Linked DNA regions of Homo sapiens: regions 1 and 2 are each linked to region 3. The links are chromatin contacts, found by Hi-C or POLR2A ChIA-PET in ENCODE. All regions are on one chromosome and are shown on one strand. Each heading gives the region's core, a stretch centred on a gene start or an enhancer-like site at or near the end of the contact. The rest is flanking DNA. Distances are from core to core; before and after follow the strand shown. Region 1 holds the start of NQO1-AS1 (NQO1 antisense RNA 1). Region 2 holds the start of NQO1 (NAD(P)H quinone dehydrogenase 1). Region 3 overlaps WWP2 (WW domain containing E3 ubiquitin protein ligase 2).

Evidence for each region. A loop is a pair of places that touch in the nucleus more often than their neighbours do. ChIA-PET counts read pairs that join two places held with the same protein, here RNA polymerase II (POLR2A). Pooled maps may share reads with other maps.
Region 1: a loop to region 3 is called in a pooled map, with 2.7 times the contacts of the local background. The contact joins the promoter of NQO1-AS1 here to the enhancer-like site in region 3. A Hi-C loop is called at or near these places in 2 of 50 pooled maps. POLR2A ChIA-PET finds 5 or more read pairs at or near these places in 2 of 52 experiments (HEK293T and activated naive CD4-positive, alpha-beta T cell).
Region 2: a loop to region 3 is called in a map with no recorded cell type, with 4 times the contacts of the local background. The contact joins the promoter of NQO1 here to the enhancer-like site in region 3. A Hi-C loop is called at or near these places in 1 of 37 single-sample maps with no recorded cell type and 3 of 50 pooled maps. POLR2A ChIA-PET finds 5 or more read pairs at or near these places in 5 of 52 experiments (A673, GM10248, GM12878 and 2 more).

What each region holds. Positions count from the first base shown.
Region 1 is chr16:69,708,247-69,711,926 of GRCh38, forward strand. NQO1-AS1 (NQO1 antisense RNA 1) reads left to right here and starts at 1,628. Exons shown (of 2, transcript NR_198990.1): 1 at 1,628-1,855; 2 at 1,991-2,337. It overlaps NQO1 (NAD(P)H quinone dehydrogenase 1), which reads right to left. Exons shown (of 6, transcript NM_000903.3): 6 at 1,155-3,035. The coding sequence ends at 2,730. SNORD13H (small nucleolar RNA, C/D box 13H) reads right to left here and starts at 429; the gene lies at 326-429.
Region 2 is chr16:69,725,172-69,728,395 of GRCh38, forward strand. It overlaps NQO1 (NAD(P)H quinone dehydrogenase 1), which reads right to left and starts at 1,389. Exons shown (of 6, transcript NM_000903.3): 1 at 1,262-1,389. The coding sequence starts at 1,268. It overlaps NQO1-DT (NQO1 divergent transcript), which reads left to right and starts at 1,556. Exons shown (of 2, transcript NR_186363.1): 1 at 1,556-2,004. RefSeq lists enhancers at 872-1,864, 951-2,150, 1,397-1,656, 1,865-2,858.
Region 3 is chr16:69,822,306-69,825,837 of GRCh38, forward strand. All of the region lies in intron 4 of WWP2 (WW domain containing E3 ubiquitin protein ligase 2), which reads left to right. Among named protein-coding and RNA genes, the nearest start is that of WWP2, 62 kb to the left of the region's middle. RefSeq lists enhancers at 1,886-1,985, 1,996-2,065. Within about 2 kb of position 1,711, at least 20 of the 41 ENCODE cell types and tissues checked have a DNase peak (open chromatin) inside an H3K27ac peak, as active enhancers do; they include GM12878, where a contact is called at or near this core.

The DNA.
Region 1 (3,680 bases), core at 378-2,877, 110 kb before region 3:
ATCTCAGCTCACTGCAACCTCCACCTCTTGGGTTCAAGCAATTCTCCTGCTTCAACCTCTCTAGTAGCTGGGATTACAAGCACGCACCACCATGCCCAGCTAATTTTTTGTATTTTTAGTAGAAACAGGGTTTCACCATGTTAGCCAGGCTGATCTCGAGCTCCTGACCTCAGGTGATCCACCCTCTTCAGCCTCCCAAAATGCTGGGATTACAGGTGTTAGCCACTGCGCCCGGCCATCTTCAAACACTTTCTTCGCTTGGCTTTCGGGACACCACACTCAGCTCTCCTGCATCTCTGAACACCAGTTTTGTTTTTTTTTTTCATGTCAGACGGGAAATGTACTGATGTCATAACAAGATTCAAGGGTGCCACATCTCACACATGCACGTGAACACCCAATCAACACACTTAGGAACTACAAAAGGATCTGACCACTGCTTTTCACTCTCATCTTCATCTCCTAACATTGTCGAGCCCCAGAGGTAAATCATCAAATCTCTTCTCTCAAAACTCAAAGAGATTGATCCCAGCCAATCTCATTGCTTTAAACACCATCTATATGTTGAAGATTCCCAAATGTGCATCTCCAGCCATAACTTCTGCCTTAACTCCAGGTTTCTCCTATCCAACTGCCTACTTGTCAGCCTCACCTGGCAGTCTTAATAGATGTCTCTTATTTTTTTGGAGACAGAGTCTCGCTCTTATCACCCAGGCTGGAGTGCAGTGGCACGATCTTGGCTCACTGAAACCTCCGCCTCCCGGGTTCAAGCAATTCTCCTGCCTCAGCCTCCTGAGTAGCTGGGATTACAGGCCCGCACCACCACGCCCAGCTAATTTTTTAAGTTTTTAGTAGAGACTGGGTTTCCTGACCTCAGGTGATCCACCCGCCTTTGCCTCCCAAAATGCTGGGATTACTACAGGCGTGAGCCATTGCACGCAGCCTGTTTTTCTTGATTTCTATACCACTCTCTTTCCTTTGAATTCCCTGAGAGGACTGAATAGGTTGTTCTATTACCATTTAGTAGGAAGCAGCCCTGCTGGGTGAGTTGTCAAGCCAGTCACCAAGGGGCTTCCAGCTGCAGTTTGTGATTGAATCCTCTGATCTGCCTCCCACTAGATTCCACTATCATTAGCTTCACTGATACCAATGAGTGTGGGTCTGTAGAAATGAATTTTATTTATTTAATTCAGATCTTTGAGAAATTTACACAAAATTGCAGTGAAGATGAAGGCAACAAAATATTTTCAAACTGAAACACCCAGCCGTCAGCTATTGTGGATACTGTCGAGAGCAAAAACCACCAGTGCCAGTCAGCATCTGGTAAAGGAGGTTTTCCAGCTCGGTCCAATCCCTTCATTTTCTTGGCAAGTAAGAGGCTGTCTCCCATTTTTCAGGCAACCTTTTCATCATTTCTCATCTCTTCTTTCAATGCACCACAAGAGGGCAGTGTTTTATCATATTCTCCTTGAATTATATAATACCAACAGTGGAATGAGATGACTTCCAGAAGTAGAAATTGACTATTATGCCAAAACTGTTCACCAAAGTTGATAAAACTCTAGGTTTACAATTGTACCCCAAGGTCATGGGACTGGACCCCATCCCATAGTAAGTCATCAGTTTAGCAATGATAAAGAAAATAACCTTCTGAAAATTTGTATAGATCAGAAATAAAGTATTTTTTGTGGAAGACTATTTTTAAGTATTGAAGGTACTATTTCCTTTCTTGAATTCATATTGCAGATGTACGGTGTGGATTTATTGGTTTATCTCTGCAAACCTTAAAGTAGAAGATTGCAAGGGCCAGGTGTGGTGGATCACGCCTGTAATCCCAGCACTTTGGGAGGCTGAGGTAGGCGGATCACCTGAGGTCAGGAGTTTGAGACCAGCCTGGCCAACATGGTGAAACGCCGTCTCTACTAAAAATACAAAAATTAGTCAGGCATGATGGCAGGCGCCTGTCATCCCAGCTACTAGGGAGGCTGAGGCAGGAGAATTGCTGGAACCTGGGAGGCAGAGGTTGCAGTGAGCCGAGATCACACCACTGCACTCCAGCCTGGGTAACAGAGCAAGACTGCTTCAAAAAAAAATTTTTTTTAATTAAAAAAAAAGTAGATGACTGCAGCAAAGAAGAGATTTATTAGCTCTTCCTTTCAAGGTATCTGTGTACTGTATATAAACAACAAAAGCTGACCAAGAGTGGTACTTGTGCTAGGCATATTAGTAACTGCTTTGTAATTGAAAGCAAGAAATATCATAAACAAGCATTAGATGGCTAACTACCAAACAAGTTAAGTCCCTTAGGGCAGGTAGATTCAGTCTTTTCCTTCTCTGAGCAATTCCCTTCTGCCATAAACTACAGAGAGGTGATTAATAGAACATTGGAGAGTTGAATGATACCTAGCCAAACTGTACCCTAAAACTTTAGCCCTAAAAAGAGGAATTAAATTGTGTAGATGCCTTTAAAGAACATTTTTCTAGCATCTTTCTACATCTTTCCCTAAGTGGCCTCTTGAGCCCAGTCGGATTTTGGTTATATGCCATGATAGTAATCATAAGAATCAGTTAAAAATGATCCAAAAATGCACGAATACAGTCGATTCCCTCTCATTTATTCCTTGTGGAAAAAGAAAAACACAAATCTTAAAAACTAAAGCAAGTCAGGGAAGCCTGGAAAGATACCCAGATTTGATAACATGTTAGAAGGAAATCCAGGCTAAGGAATCTCATTTTCTAGCTTTGATCTGGTTGTCAGTTGGGATGGACTTGCCCAAGTGATGGCCCACAGAAAGGCCAAATTTCTTGTTTTTCTCCTCATCCTGTACCTCTTTTTTCATTAAGAATCCTGCCTGGAAGTTTAGGTCAAAGAGGCTGCTTGGAGCAAAATACAGTGGTGTCTCATCCCAAATATTCTCCAGGCGTTTCTTCCATCCTTCCAGGATTTGAATTCGGGCGTCTGCTGGAGTGTGCCCAATGCTATATGTCAGTTGAGGTTCTAAGACTTGGAAGCCACAGAAATGCAGAATGCCACTCTGAGGATACAGAAAGCACAGAGAGGTAAGTCAACCAATTCCATGCAGTTGTACTATAAACAACAGAAGTTGGTCTGGGCTTCTCAGTAAGACACTCTGATAAGGAGGCCTCAGGCACACTAGAGAATCAGTTCAGAGCTAGCGTCTCTCTCTTACCCTCTACCTAGCCGTTACCAATTTTAGCCTTCTCAGGTGTGTTCTTCTTTAAATGCATAAACCTTGAAACTGTGCCAACCTGGATCCTTTGCCAAGAAGGCTGGAAGTTCTGTTACTTTAGGGAGTCTCAGTTTCTTGGCAGGTGACTCACCAAGACCTGCGTGGGTGCATTTCTCTGCCTCTCCATATAACTAGATGAGTCCTTTTTTTCTTTTTCTTTTTTTTTTTTTTTTTGAGGCAGAGTCTCGCTCGGTCGTCCAGGCTGGAGTGCCATGGCACGATCTCGGCTCATTGCGGCTTCCACTTCCTGGGTTCAAGCGGTTCTCCTGCCTCAGCCTCCCGAGTAGCTGGGATTACAGGCATGCGCCACCATGCCCAGATAATTTTTGTATCTTTAGTAGAGACAGGGTTTCACTGTGTTGACCAGGCTGGTCTCGAACTCCTGACCTCAAGTGATCCGCCTGCCTCAGTCTCCCAAAGTGCTGGGAT
Region 2 (3,224 bases), core at 139-2,638, 97 kb before region 3:
CCTTTCTCAGAGATCCTGATAATTTCAGTTTGTCAACTGCAAGGGCAGTCTGTTCCTCCACTCACTTTGACCAAGATGGGCTTCTTTGTGTACAGGCGCATTTTTAGAGGCAGGACCAGGTCCACAGGGAAGGAAATTACAAAACACAGGATTCTGCCCCAGATGAGGCAACAGCTTTCTAAATCTTAGTACTGTCCAATCTCAGAGTGAGATTATTTGGGAAACAGCTCTCAATCCCTGCAGTTGTCTCAGCTGGTTATTTATGCCTTGGGTGGAGCTGGGGTGACCTCTGAGTTCCCCTAGGGTCGATGGCCGAGTGGGAAGGCTCTATCACTGAAGTGGACCCAATACTAGAAACGGATCCAGTACGATCTGATCAGGTTTGCCTAATCCAAGGGCCTCAATGGAAAATGCCTCCCAAGGCCAGGCACGGTGGCTCACGTCAGTAATCTCAGCACTTGGGGAGGCTGAGGTGGGTGGATCACCTGAGGTCAGGAGTTCAAGACCGCGCTGGCCAACTTGGCGAAACCCGTCTGTACTAAAAATATAAAAATTAGCCGCGCATGATGGCGCACTCCTGTAATCCCAGCTACTCGGGAGGCTGAGATGGGAGAATCGCTTGAACCCGGGAGGCGGAAGTTTCGCTGAGCTGAGATAGCGCCATTGCACTACAGCCTGGGCGACAAGAGCAAAACTCCGTCTCAAACAAAACAAAACAAAACAAAACAAAACAAAACCTGTGCCTGGCAGCCTGGAGCCGGTTCTGGTCTCCGTCAAACCAAAGGCATCAGTTTCCTCCACTCCTGTCCACCAATCGCCAGATATTCTCATTTTCTTCAGAAGCTCGGAATCCACATTTTTAAGTGAAATCACCCATTTTAATGTTAGCAACTTATTTCAAAGTGTTTTAGATACTATAGACCAAAAGAGGTATGGGCTGTGACCGTAAGCCTGATTTGGCCTCTGACGGCCAGTTTCTGACCACAGTTTTGGAGGGAATTTCTGCTTCCAAGGTCAAGTTTCTCCTAAATGCCCACTAGAGTTCGTGGGGTGGAGTGAGGAAGGATCCGCGACACCGGATACAAACAGAAGCTCTCCTTCTCCCGGAGTCCGATCAAGGCTCATCCCAGGTCCCTAATCTCTTCCCTTTGTGGGTTTTGAGTCAAGGAACAAAATTCAGGGCCAAGCCCCTACAACCTCCTCCACAGGCACCAGTGCTCGAGAGACGACCGCCAAGCACCCCGCCCTTTGCAGCACTCACCGACCATGGCTCTGGTGCAGTCCGGGGCGCTGATTGGCTGGGCTCGTGGTTGCCGGGGCGACCCTGGCCGGAACTAGGCTCTCGGTGAGCTGGGCGGCTCCGGCTGCAACCTTGTGGGAGTCGCGTGTGTAGTGCACGGTGCATTCTCTCTTATATATCCTGTCCGGCCCGTTTGAGGTGGACAGCCTACAAGGGCGGGACCCAACGCCTGAATCCTGGGGTGCTGGGCGGAGGATGCTGAGGCTGCAGCTCCAGGAAGGGAGGGAGCCTGGGGGATGAAGGAGGGGCCTCTCCACTCTCACCCGCCGGAGCAACTGGTGGAAGTCAAGAAAAGTCTCTCGGGGCTGGGGGAGGGGATTGTAGGGGTGTGTGTGACAGAGGCCTCAAAAATCTGGCTGGGGGTGCTAAGGCAAGCCCATCTGCGCACTGTGCCCTGAGGTGCAAGAGGATGCAGGGTGGAAGTCGTCCCAAGAGAGTCCAGGGATCAAGTGGGCATGCCCTTTTAGCCTTGGCACGAAATGGAGCAGAAAAAGAGCCGGATGCGGATTACTGTGGTGCCCTAGGCTCAGATTCTGCTGAGTCACTGTGACTGCGGATTTGGAAGGCTGAGAGTCCTGGGGAGACATGCTCCGTGGAGACGAATTTGTTTCTTCCTTTGCAAGATTCAGATTCTGCACTTGGGGGCCCATACAACACACTTCCCTGGGTGCATGCCACTGCACCACCCCTGCTCCTCAAGGCAGGTAATGGGGGAACTAATTGGTTTTGTTTCCCATGAGCTAAGGCAAGGCTGGTGTGGAGATAGCAGTTATAGGGAAGCATATTAAAGAATAGCCAAAACGGGACCAGGCGCGGTGGCTCACGCCTGTAATCCCAGCAATATGGGAGGCCGAGGTGGGTGGATCACCTGAGGTCAGGAGTTCGAGACCAGCCTGGCCAACCTGGTGAAGCCCCGTCTGTACTGAAAAATTAGCTGGGCGTGATGGCGGGCGCCTGTAAGTCCCAGCTACTCGGGAGGCTGAGGCAGGAGAATCGCTTGAACCCGGAAGGCGGAGGTTGCAGTGGGTCGAGATCGTGCCACTGCACTCCCGCCTGGGTGACGAAGTGAGACTCCGTCTCAAAAAAAACTCTATAAAGTAAAAGTTACTGTAAAGAAGGAGATATACTCTCAGTAGGTGAAGGAAAAAGAACTAGAGCTTTAAAGTGGTAATTAACCATCAGAAGAATCACAGATGGGGGAGGTGAGGATGACACAGGGCCCTTCCGTTGTCCCTCCAGTGCAAAAGTTAAGGAGGCACCAGAAAACTGGTTTCCAACTCCCGACCTCAGGTGATCCTACCGCCTCGGCCTCCCGAAGTGCTGGGATTACAGGCATGAGCCACCGCGCCCGGCCCCATCGTGACATTTTTGCATTCATTTTGATGCAACAAGAGAGGACTATATTATTTACACGTATTTACAAATTACTTTGGGAGGCTGAGGCAGGAGGATCACTTGAGCCCAAGAGTTTGAGAAAAGCCTGAGCAACAAAGTGAGACCCCATCTGACAAAATAGTATAAAAGGACGTTTTAAAAAAGGGCTAGGTAGGCAGCCCTGTCCAATAGAACTTTCCCTATCTGTGCTGCCCAAGTAAGGTAGCCACAAGCTTCAAGTAGCTATTGAGCACTGGAAATGTGGCCAGCAGCCAGGCGTGGTGGCAGGCGCCTGTGTCCCAGCTACTCAGGATCTGAGGCAAAAAGATCGCTTGAGCCCAGGAATTCAAGGCCGCAGTGGTGGACTCAATAAAAGAAAAAAAATGGAAATTAAAAAAAAAAAAGTGGCCAGTGGACTGAGGAAGTGAAGTTTTAATTGTAATTAAATTAATTTTTTAAAAATTTATTTTTTGAGGCGGGGTTTCACTGTGTCGCCCAGGCTGGAGTGCAGTGGCAGGATCTTGGCTCACTGCAATCTCCATCTCCTGGG
Region 3 (3,532 bases), core at 461-2,960:
TTTATCAGCTTTCGTGCAGTAAGCACCTTTGAATTCCGAGCTAGAGGCTGGCGCTGAAGTGGTGAACAGCAGACAGCATCCCTGTCCTCCTGGAATTTAGACTCTAGAGAGGAAAACAGAAAGTCGAACAAATGGTGCAAACTATTCCAGTTGTGACAGATGCGATGGAGCAAAGTACAGGATGATCTGGGAATGCATCATGGGAGACTTTGCCTGGCCTGGGTGGGGTGTGTGTGTGTGTGTGTTTGTGTGTGTGTGTTCATGCATGTGTGTTTATCAAGGAAGGCTTCCTGGAGGAAGTGACACCTGGACACCAGAAAGAGAAAAAGGAATCGTCTAGAGGAACAAGAGAAAATCATTTTAGGTGGAGGGAACAGCATGTGGGAAGCTTTGAGGCAGGAACAAGCTGGTTGCTGTCAAGTCACACAGGAGGCCAACGGCAGGGAGGAGGCAGGTGCTAGATCAGTGCTGTCCAATAGAAACAGAATTTGAGGTGTGTGTATAATTTAGAATTTGCTACTAGCCATATTAAAAATAAGTCAAAACATAGGCCAGGCACCGTGGCTCACGCCTGCAATCCCAGCACTTTGGGAGGCTGAGGCCAGTGGATCATTTGAGGCCAGGAATTCAAGACCAGCCTGGCCAACATGACAAAGCTCCATCTTTACTAAAAGTACAAAAATTAGCCAGGCATGGTGGCACGTAATCTCAGCTACTTGGGAGGCTAAGGCAGGAGAATCACTTGAACCCAGGAGGCAGAGATTGCAGTGAGCCAAGATCGCGCCACTGCACTCCAGCCTGCGCAACAGAGCGAGACTGTGTCTCAAAAAAGAAAAAAGTAAAAACAAAAACACAGGTGAAATTAATTTTAATAATGTAGCTTATTTCCACATATCTGAAATGCTATTTTAACATGTAATCAGTATAAAGAAAAGTACTAATGAGATATTTTACATACTTTTTGGCCTCAGGTGTGTCTTTCTGACACACAGCACATCTTAATCCATACCAGCCACCTTCTAAGTATGGCTGCAGGTAGCTGTGGCCCCCATATTGGACAGTGCAGGTCTAGAGGTTGAGTCCCTGGAGAAAGACTGGGAAACTTCTCTTCTTTTATTTATTTATTTGTATTTACAAATTTTTTGATTTAAATTTTCTCTTTTTCTTGTGTTTTTTTTTTTTGAGGTGGAGCCTTGCTTTCTTGCCCAGGCTGGAGTGCAGTGGTGCGGTCTTGTTCACTGCAGCCTGTGCTCCTGGGTTCAAGCGATTCTCCTGCCTCAGCCTCCCAAGTAGCTGGGATTACAGGTGTGTACCACCACACCTAGCTAATTTTTATATTTTTAGTAGAAAAGGGGTTTTGCCATGTTGGCCCTGCTGGCCTCGAACTCCTGACCTCAAGTGATCTGCCTGCCCCAGCCTCCCAAAGTGCTGGGATTACAGGCTTGAGCCACCGTGCCCAGCCAAAAATTTTTGTTAAAACATCACCTTGTCTTCAGAAGAAACTTTTCTGCGAAATCAGGTTACCATTAGTGTAGGGTTATATTTGTACAGTTCTAGAAACTTCTTCCATTCCTCTTGAGCCTGTGGCACAGGGGCGTTGGGCCATCTTCTCCAAGGGCCTGTGCTGTTTCTCATCAGCCGTGTAGCATTCAGGCCCTAAATGAACACCTGCTGCAGGCCGGGAATGGTGGCCTTGACCTGGTGACAGGAAAATGAGATTGTTGCCTGAATGTGAGCTGTTTCCTTCCCCTTGCCAAAAACAAAACTGAAACACTTCATCTGGTGTTTGGGCCTCTGCTCCGCACCAGTCATTCGGGCGGCTTCCGCCTGACCGTCCATTCCAGCCTCCCAGGTTCTCCCAGGGGAGGTGCTGTGGCTGCCGGAATAGCCATGTTAACATCAGACCTCATTTATCTCATTGCAGTGTTTAATTTTCCCTCTTCCTTCAGACTACCAGGATTCTTGGAGTATTTTTCTTAGTGTAGGAGGCTTATTCTTTGTGGGAGAGTGGTCCGTCAAAAGGGAAGGTAATCCTGGACCAGAGTAAGAGTGTCACAGTCACATAAGTGGGCAGTTAGTGCCACTATTAGGTACAGAGTGGGACTCTGACTTCAGTGCCTGGCCTGGCCTGGGAGTGCTGTTTATTACATCCAGGACAGTAAGGCACACACTTCTCAGAAAATAATATCCCTCCCTCCCTCCCTTCCCCCCTCCCCCTCCCTCCCCCTTCCCTTTGTTCCTTCCTTTTTTCCTTCCTCTTGCCCTTTTCCTCTCTCCCTCAATTAATTAATGTTTATAACACATGTATTGCATGAATTCATTCTCTTGGAGGGAGGAATCCCCAAACCCTCTTGAGTGGATAGAGTGCATCTGTATATATTTGAAAAGATTCATAGATTACAAGTGAAAAATCAAAGGGCAGAGCTTTGGGCCTAGAATGACCTCAACTTTGCACCTGTGGCTTTTTTTTTTTTTTTTTTTTTGAGACAGAGTTTTACTCTGTCACCCAGACTGCAGTACAGTGGTGTGATCTTGGCTCACTGCAGCCTCCACCTCCCGGGTTCAAGTGATTCTCCTGCCTCAGCCTCCCAAGGAGCTGGGATTACAGGCATGCACAACCATGCCTGACTAATTTTTGTATTTTTGGTAGAGATGGGGTTTCACTTTGTTGGCCAGGCTGGTCTCGAACTCCTGAGCTCAGGTGATCCACCCACCTCAGGCTCTGGGATTACAGGCATGAGCCACTGTGCTCGGCCTTGCATCTGTAGCTTTTATGTGTATATTTGTGCTTGTGTTTGCAATGACTTCATACAAAGTTTTTCAAAGTGGGCGATACTGGCTGGGTGCAGTGGCTCACACCTGTAATCCCAGCACTTTGGGAGGCTGAGGTGGGCGGATCACTTGAGGCTAGGAGTTCGAGACCAGCCTGACCAACATGGTGAAACCCCGTCTCTACTAAAAATACAAAATTAGCTGGGCATGGTGGCAGGCACCTGTAGTCCCAGCTACTCAGGAGGCTGAGGCAGGAGAATCCCTTGAACCCAGGAGGCAGAGGTTGCAGTGAGTTGAGATGGTGCCACTGCACTCCAGCCTGGGCAACAGAGCGAGATTCCATCTCCAAAAAAAAAAAACCCCAAAAACCAAAAAACTAAAGTGGCGATACCATGGGAAAGGCTTTGGAATGTGTGCATTTGTGGAGTAGGTGTCATAGTTTACCTTTCTGTATTTGAATTTTTTTGATGAGCACATTATTTTTTATTTTGAAAGCTAATATTATTTATTGTAAAGACGATATGATATAGCAGAAGTGGGTTTTTTTTTTTTGGTTTTTTTTTTTGGATACAGGGTTTTGTTCTGTTGCCCAGGCTGAGGTGTAGTGGTGCGATCACAGCTCACTGCAGCCTTGACCTCCTGGGCTCAAGTGATCCTCCCACCTCAGCCTCCCAAGTAGATGGGACCACAGGTGCATGCCACTACACCTGTCTAAGTTTTTACATTTTTTGTAGACACAGGATCTCCCTATGTTGCCCAG